3 separate regions of the Homo sapiens genome follow, and regions 1 and 3 are each linked to region 2. A link is a contact called in ENCODE Hi-C or POLR2A ChIA-PET data. All regions are on one chromosome and are shown on one strand. Each heading gives the region's core, a stretch centred on a gene start or an enhancer-like site at or near the end of the contact. The rest is flanking DNA. Distances are from core to core; before and after follow the strand shown. Region 1 overlaps PRKCQ (protein kinase C theta). Region 2 holds the start of LINC02656 (long intergenic non-protein coding RNA 2656). Region 3 overlaps RBM17 (RNA binding motif protein 17).

Region 1 (2,706 bases), core at 56-2,555, 150 kb after region 2:
AGACATCTGTAACATTTTATTTCCTCTTTCTGAGCATCTGAGAATATTTGCAACCAACAAAGTCTCACATGCAGGACCGATTCCTGAGTGACATCCATGATTAGAGAGAAAGGAGGTTCAAGTGATTAGACGAAAGCAGGCTGATGAAAACCCGCCAAGTCGATCTGGCATGTGGATACCCTGGTTACACAGGAGCTGTGCTTTAACAGTTTCTGCAGTAGCCTAAAGGGAAGAGTATCCCTTAATAGGCTAGGATGCTGAGAGCCAGAAACAGGAGTTATTTCAAGTCTCCACTCTGTCATAGCCTTTGCTATGTGGTTACTGAGGTTTAAACTGATCTGTTTGATGGCTATTAAGATACCCAAGAGCCTCATAAGCATTTAAACCATTAGCTACAATGGCAGAGTGCTGCCTGCTGGAAAAAGTAGCACCAGCAGGGTTGGGCCATTAGGTGGGGGAAGTTTTGACTATAAAACTGGAAAACTGTTTGTAATAAAGATACCTTTCACTTCTGTTTCTTCCCACTTACCCCCAATAGCCCCCCCATTGAGGCAGAAACTAAAATCCCATGGGCATTTTTCCTGACTAGACCTGGCTTCCTCATGCACCTCTTTTATTGGATCACACCATTTGAACCTTCTCAGTTCAGGCAAGGTCCCTGACAACGCTGAGGTAGCATTTACTCCAGCACACCCCCCACAGTGGAGCATGCCAGCGTAGAGGATTAAGAAGACGCAACAAAATGCATAACCCGAAGCTTGGAGGGAGATGCCAAGTTACTGTACCAGACAAACTCGTGGCAGACAGAGCAAAATGTGGGCTGTGGGAAGAAGGTGGCAGTGAACTCGTGGCACTTGACGTGGTGGACCTTTGCCTGCTTGATGGCACCCCGGCGCTGATGCAAAGCAAAGAAGCCTTCCGTCTCAAATTCATTCATGTCCTTTGTGTCTACAGGAAGAGAGAGGGGAAGAAAGTGAAGTTCTGCAAAAGGACGACTCCTATTCTAAGCTGGGTCAGGAGGGGAGGGAGATGGGCAAGGGATGGAGGAGGACCAGCTCTGAGTACCTGCTGTAACATTCCAGGTACTCATTATGGTGGGTACCACACTAAGCATCTTTCCTCAAATTCTACAACACAGATTCATCATAGGGCATATTGTTAGAGGGTGAAAACAATGTTGGATTGCTGGCTCAATCCTTCGCTCCTCTTTGACTGGGCTGAGCGATATATCCTCTTCAAGTTTCAAAACCAGAGATTAGAACTTTGAAGGGATCTATCAACCTCTCTTTGTCACCATCAATGATGACTCAGTCAGAAAAGGCAGGAAGTGGCAAAGGCTTTCCTGTCTGTAATTCTAGAGAATCACATGGTTACTGACAGCCTCTTGGGAACAGCATTTCAGAGGTGCCAGGATGCTTTATAGCAGGTTGTTGGAGACATGCTGGAGTAGACTAGGGGGAGCTGACCAGGATTTTGTGTGAGGAGAAAGGAACTTTGGGACATTGTGTCCTGGTTCCTGATGTCCACAGTGATCAGACACACCAGCTGCCAACCATATTTACCAATGTGAAAAAGGCCAGAAAATTAATAGCTCACTGCATTTTTTTGGTGTCTAGGTAATCCTGTGCATTACCTAGTCATCAGCATCAAACCATCAGATTCAATCTATTCATTTTACTCTGGGCTCATAAATATTGGTGAAAGTGCTTTGGATAGTCACTGTTTACAGTGCCCTATACCTGAATGACATCTTTCCAAAGGGTTGAAAAACTAAGATAGTCAAATTATGAGAATGCTCAGGATGCCCTTGCTGAAGCCCAGGTCCTCATGAAACACCAAATTGTAAGGCAGTCATGGTTAAACAGCACAGTGGACACAGCAGGTGAGAGAGAATAACACAAGGAACAGTAAAGAAATAAAAATATCCACTGCTGTAACAAAAATGATACACAAATAAATATGTGAATAAATAAATAAGGATAATGAATTTAAATCCCAGAGTTATAATTTTGTAATAGCTTGAAGACTCTTGGATTACTTCTTCTATTTTGTTACAAATACAAAACATTGAGGTTTCATTTAAAAAGCAGGTTCATCATATTTCACAATGAGTTAATAATATTCAAACTAAATTTCTTCTATTGTGGCTAAGCAGTGGCAGTAGCCTGACAATGCGTTTGGGGCAAATTATCTTCCAAGATACCTTATTGTCCAATCCCTAACAGTGGCTAGATTAGAAACACTCTAGGTAGACAAAGGAGGAGCTGTGTGGGTAGAAACCTCCCCCAGGAATCCAGCCACATCCCAGGACACATTGTAGGACTGAAGTCTTTTCTGTAGTGTCCGCAGATTTGTTTTATGGCAACCCCAACTTCCAGACAAAAAGCATTTCCAGTAACCCTCTAACAGTTCCACAGATGGGACATAATACTTTGCCTAATACTTTAAGAGTAGGTAATTTTGGTCTTTTTACCTGGAACTAGGCTGGAAATAATAGATTTGGCTTGGTAAATGAGGGGTTAAATTAAGGATCACTGAGTTAATCACCTTCTTCCACAAGTTCTGGTCTAAATGTCCAAATCTATTTACAACTTGTGACTAGTATAGTAGGTCATTTGTTTATAACATGTGACTTGTTTCTATTTTGGTCCAGATGAAATAAAATAAAATAAAAATAAGTATAAATACACTTTTAAATGCAGGGAA
Region 2 (2,727 bases), core at 44-2,543:
ATCTAGTCCAGTCTGAATAAAACATCAAAAGCACCTACAATCCCAAGCTCCTTCAAGAACTTTGCAGGCAGTCTTCGGGTGAGTTTGGTAAGACTATTAATCGGAGTAATGAAATAAAGTATTATCACATCTATTTATTTTTCTCATTTTCTTTTAACTTCTCTTTTGTGTATGTTCTAAAATACACATAATTTTCAGTTCATAGGGCATTTTCCCCTTGTAAGTAAATATGAATATATTTCAGAGTGAGCTCAAAGTTTTACGTTAGATTTAGGTAGGCATTTTTTTTTTTTTTTTTTAAGATGGAGTTTCACTCTGTCACCCAGGCTGGAGTGCGGTGGCTCGATCTTGGCTCACTGCAACCTCCGCCTCCTGGGTTCAAGCGATTCTCCTGCCTCAGCCTCCTGAGTAGCTGGGATTACGGGCACCCACCACCACACCCGGCTTATTTTTGAATTTTTAGTAGAGCTAGGGTTTCACCATGTTGGCCAGGCTGGTCTAGAGCCCCTGACCTCAGGTGATCCACCCACCTCGGCTTCCCAAAGTGCTGGGATTACAGGCGTGAGCCGACAAGGTAGGCAAAAGTTAAAAACAAAAAAACAAAAAAACAAAAAAAAATTTGGAATAGTCTGTAACAGAGGAGGGCTTGAAGAGAAGTGAGGTGATTTGCAGAAGCATCAGCCAGGAGGCATTCCTCCAGGAGAAAAATTTTTACTTAAAGGAGAGAGCTTAGTGATGGAGAAGGAAAAGATCTCGACAGACATTCAAGATTAGAATCATAAGTTGGCCATTGATTGGGTGTGGCTCTGGGAAGTGGAGGTGCTGTGGGCAGGGGCTGGCTTGGGCAATGAGAAAATGGTGTTGCTTATGTGCCCACTCTGTGCTGGGACTCAGCTGTGAGTGCCTCCAAATTCACCACATTTATCAAACCTCAGTGCTCTGAGACAGCATATGATGGCCTAGCAGGATGTCCATTCTTTTCCTGGAACCACCCATCCAGTTATCTCCTTGAGTCGCCTGGGTGGTGAAAAGTGGTCTCATGCACAATGGATGCGGTGTGATCCCCTTGCTATGTCACGCATGGCGTCTGCCCTCTTCCCTGGCACCTGTGCCACTCCAGGTTATGCCTGTGCTGCTGCCCATTCTACGCCCACCTGGAAAGCCTGAAACCTTCTCGTGCCTTCTACTGCAGCTGGGGAGCTTCTTCCACGTCTCATAGCCAGCTTCTCCAGAGGGAACTCCCAGAGCTGACTGTACTTTCCTACCTCAGCCTCTTCTTCCTGGGATGGTGTCAAAATATGAACAGATACAGCTTCATGCTTTCAGGAAACCACCTTCTCTTCCATCTTCTCCTTTGGCCTGCTCAGACAGCCAGACTTCTTAAACATATTTTTCCTACAGGCTCATGCAAATTAAGGGATGTGGCTGAGCATCTCCTTCAGTGCCCTCAAACAGGTCATGAATGTTGCAAAGCCCAGAATCGTGCTAACCTGGTAGAAGGCTGGTTTAGCCAGAACACACAGAGAGGACCTTCTCATGATGGTGTGGCTGAATTCCACATGTCACTAACAGTATCTTGCCCTGACCCGACTCCAAGTACTGATCCCCAAGGAAGGCATAATAGAGAGCCCATCTTGGGGAGGGATGATGACTTCATGTGCAAACAAGTCAAATTCAGGATGTGTGTTGTGGGCAGAGATGGCAATGCCCAGTCATCTGTTAGGTATACAGGTCCGCTGTACAGGAGAAAAATCAGAACAGAATTTCTATTTGTAGTGTTTCTTTTAGAGACTAGGGAATTGAAACCACAGGTGAATAAGAATGTACAAGGAACCAGGCCTTCTTGAAGAAATAGCTGAACCAGATTGGTGTCAGGAGCTGTACAAGGGGATCCAAGAATGTCTTGTCATACAAGCCGGACAGCTATTAAAGACAACTGAGGTCATGGCAAAAGGGCCCAGGCTTCTACTGGCCAACAATGAGACAATTTGAGCATCCCAAAGAATAATGACTTTAGTGGACTGAAACACATCAACATGTATACATCCATGAATTCATAATACTCAAAACGGTAAAACCAAACTCATTTGTTACCTTTGGAGGAGTCTGTCACCTCTGATTATTCTGAAAACTGGTAAATAGAAGGGGAAAATTCAAGCATTTATTCTGCTTTTCTTGTATAAACTGTACCTCACAGTTACGGAAGAGCTGATAAGGGAAATGTCTTCTTTATTGAAAAATTCAGCTGATACATTTGGAAGGAATGAGAGAATTACAGTACCACCATTAGGTGACAATGAGGGTCTGGTTTTTTATTTTTCTTTTGCTGAGTGCTGGGAACATAGTGATAACAAAAAAAGCCATAGTGTTCTGGCCCTTCTGGAGTTTTGATTCTAGCACATTAACCAAATAATCCCAGAGCAAAAATAAAATGTCAACTATGGTAAGTGTAGAGAAGGGAAAATACACAGAACTTTTAACAGCTTAGATCCGAGGAAGCTGACCAGCCTGCAAAAAGGGACAGCTTCCCTAGGGAAGTGACTTTGCAGCTGTGATGATGGATGACTAAGAGTTAACCAAGGAATGGGAGGAGGGAGGAGGAGACAGAGAAGGCTTTCCAAGCAGAAGCCAGAGCATGTGCAAAGATCCTGTGGCAAGAAGGAGCCTGGTGCAGGGGAGGAACGAAGAGACATGCAAGCTGGCTGGAGTGCAGAGAGGGAGACAGGC
Region 3 (2,700 bases), core at 165-2,664, 250 kb before region 2:
TGGGAGGCGGAGGTTGCAGTGAGCCGAGATCGAACTCCAGCCTGGTGACAGAGCAAGACTCCATCTCAAAAAAAAAGAAAGAAAGAAAATATGTGATTCTAATAAATCCCCCTTCCGTTCTGTAAACTTTCGTATTTACTTTGTGAGTTGTTAATTGGATTAAATTTTGTTTGCTTAAATTTATAAGTATTGTTATATTCAAGAGAGATGAAGGCTTATTTTGTGCCTTTTATAGTGGTAATGAAAATTTGTAACACTTTAAATTGCAAAAGAGAAAAATTAAACCTTTCTAATCAAAAGATCTAATGGTTACCACCATACCCATATGATCAACCTTAGCATTGCTGTTAGACGGCCTGACGCAGTGTGCCTGCTGTGTGTTGCAGGAAGGGGCACACTGCCTCACCTGGGAAGTGTTCCTGCCTAAAAGCTTTACCCTGAATTCGATCAGGCCTTTAACCTCCAGGTTTCAGGAATTACAAGGCATAGAGGAACAAGCTCAACTAAATAACCAGGTAGTTATTAGACAGATCTAGAACAAACAGCATTTTACAAGATAGTGTCAGAGGAAAAAAAGGAAGAGGAGATGAAGATGATGGTGATGATGATGATGGGGAAGAGGGACTGTTCTTAATCAAGACACTTAAAAACCAAAAGCATTTCAGGAACTTTGGTAGGATCCTGGTTCAAAAAAAAAATCAGCTGTTTAAAGGACATTTTTGGGATATCTTGGAGAATCTGAATGTGAACTGGATGGGAAATGACATGGGAATTAGTGATTTTATTAGGGGTAGTAATCTGACAGGAGAATGTCCACGGTTTCAGGAGATTGGGGTGAAGTGTCATGATGTCTCCAACTTTCTTTCAAATGGTCTAGCAAAAAATACAGGTGTAAGGGCAAGAAGTATGGTAGAACATTAACAATAATTGAATGTATAGAAATGATTTTCTTTTAAAAACTTTTTTTTGTAGATTCATAATAAAGGAGATAGGAAGGATTCTATATCCTAGTAGGAGGGAACAAAACTCTTATCCCCAAGTATCTTTTGAAAGTGACTAAGTTTACTGTAAACCTTTCACAGAAATGGAGAAAATCTCATGTTTTTGAAAAAGCTGAAAGAAAATAATATATGATTATAGTAATAAATTAAAAGGCTGTTGTTTTGAGATTATGGTTTTCTCATATCTCAAAGGTTTGTTGCAGGGACCAGAAAGAAAATCTTTGTTGCAAACAGTGTGAATTTTAATTTGAAACTTCAGTATGTTTTCCTTGTTTTTGATGATTTTAGAGCCAAAGGACGAAACAAAGTACAGTCCTCGCCCCAGTCATTGACCTGAAGCGAGGTGGCTCCTCAGATGACCGGCAAATTGTGGACACTCCACCGCATGTAGCAGCTGGGCTGAAGGTAAGCCCGCGCCTGCCTGTGAGCTTGATACGTGTCTCTGTTCCCATGTGGCTTATTTTGCATATGAGTTACTCTTAACAGATGGCCTCCTTGGTGGGCCTTTGAAACCAAGTTAGTATCATTTTCCACCTAATTTTTACTTCTGTTTTGCCAATTTTAAAATGTATCTATTTGAAATTAAATAGTTTGTTGTAGAAAAATCAGAAACTAGAGATACGCAGAAAGAAAAACAAATTACCTTCAGTCATACAATCCGGAAGTGAAAAACGTAATATTTTTCCATCCTGTGCCTACTCCACCTTCTGCTAACTTGCTTTTCTTACTTAATACGTTGTGACTCTGTCAAAAAATACAGGACTGTATGATCACGTTTATGGCTTCACTATATTCCCTTGTATATAGATGGACTATAATTTAATTCCTTTAATGCTGGATATATGGGTTGTTTCTATTTTTTGCTATCATAAACAGTGTTAGTACTTACTGATTTATTGTGGATTAAAACAGAGAAAGGGGTTTTAAAACCCACTTCTACCACCCTAACCTGTATGATTCCAGTGATTTTACATATGCTTAAAAACAAACATGTGGTCAACTCTATAAATTGGGTTATTGAGGATGAAGAAGATCTGGAAAAGGATAACTCAAAATCATAGTTAAAACTAGACAAAATGAGGTAAAATGAGTGAATAAACTAGTTAAAATTATACCCACAATTTAAGTATACATTTATCTTTCCACAGATGGCGTTCAAATAATGACTGTGGTCATTTAAACAGCATCATGAATTGCACAAAACCGCTTGATGAAAAATGACCAAAAGATTAATAATAGTGCTATCGAGACAGTTTCTTAGCAAGGCGCGCCTGTCCTCCCCACCACCTGTGGGAAGGGCTGCATCAGGCTGGGGCAAAGGGCACACTCCTGCCCATCTGTTTCACGTCACTGTTCTGGGTTGGGCTCCGTCTCCTGCCTGTCCTGCTTATGTTCTGGGCCAGTCTGTGGCTGCAGCTTACCCTTGAGTTGTCCTTTTCTGAGGGGAGCGGGTGCTGTTCCTGAGGGCTGGTAGTTCTTCTGGAGGGGAAGCACCACATGGTGGAGGTGTTTTTTTGCTGATTCCTAGTCATTGAGCATTTTCCCCCATAAATTTGATACCTAGTTTATTCCTGCTACATCTAATTTAAAAACTGGTTCATAGTTTCTTCTGTAATCGTGTATTGGTTCTAGTACCTATAATATTAGTCTCCTATTTAATGAGTAAGCCTTTTTCCTCCTTGTTACATAGTTTTCACGA

The links. Hi-C counts contacts between places; a loop is a spot of excess contacts on that map. ChIA-PET counts read pairs that join two places held with the same protein, here RNA polymerase II (POLR2A). Pooled maps may share reads with other maps.
Region 1: a map of naive thymus-derived CD4-positive, alpha-beta T cell shows a loop between it and region 2 (2.2-fold over the local background). The contact joins the enhancer-like site here to the promoter of LINC02656 in region 2. A Hi-C loop is called at or near these places in 1 of 168 maps with a recorded cell type or tissue (naive thymus-derived CD4-positive, alpha-beta T cell), 1 of 37 single-sample maps with no recorded cell type and 5 of 50 pooled maps. POLR2A ChIA-PET finds 5 or more read pairs at or near these places in 2 of 52 experiments (T-cell and activated CD4-positive, alpha-beta T cell).
Region 3: a loop to region 2 is called in a pooled map, with 2.2 times the contacts of the local background. The contact joins the enhancer-like site here to the promoter of LINC02656 in region 2. A Hi-C loop is called at or near these places in 2 of 168 maps with a recorded cell type or tissue (CD4-positive, alpha-beta memory T cell and naive thymus-derived CD4-positive, alpha-beta T cell) and 7 of 50 pooled maps. POLR2A ChIA-PET finds 5 or more read pairs at or near these places in 3 of 52 experiments (B cell, OCI-LY7 and naive thymus-derived CD8-positive, alpha-beta T cell).

What each region holds. Positions count from the first base shown.
Region 1 is chr10:6,497,611-6,500,316 of GRCh38, forward strand. PRKCQ (protein kinase C theta) reads right to left here. Exons shown (of 18, transcript NM_006257.5): 5 at 786-948. Among named protein-coding and RNA genes, the nearest start is that of PRKCQ, 81 kb to the right of the region's middle. Within about 2 kb of position 1,306, at least 5 of the 41 ENCODE cell types and tissues checked have a DNase peak (open chromatin) inside an H3K27ac peak, as active enhancers do.
Region 2 is chr10:6,349,023-6,351,749 of GRCh38, forward strand. LINC02656 (long intergenic non-protein coding RNA 2656) reads left to right here and starts at 1,294. Exons shown (of 1, transcript NR_148966.1): 1 at 1,294-2,727.
Region 3 is chr10:6,099,982-6,102,681 of GRCh38, forward strand. RBM17 (RNA binding motif protein 17) reads left to right here. Exons shown (of 12, transcript NM_032905.5): 3 at 1,290-1,406. Among named protein-coding and RNA genes, the nearest start is that of RBM17, 12 kb to the left of the region's middle. Within about 2 kb of position 1,415, at least 2 of the 41 ENCODE cell types and tissues checked have a DNase peak (open chromatin) inside an H3K27ac peak, as active enhancers do; they include B cell and OCI-LY7, where a contact is called at or near this core.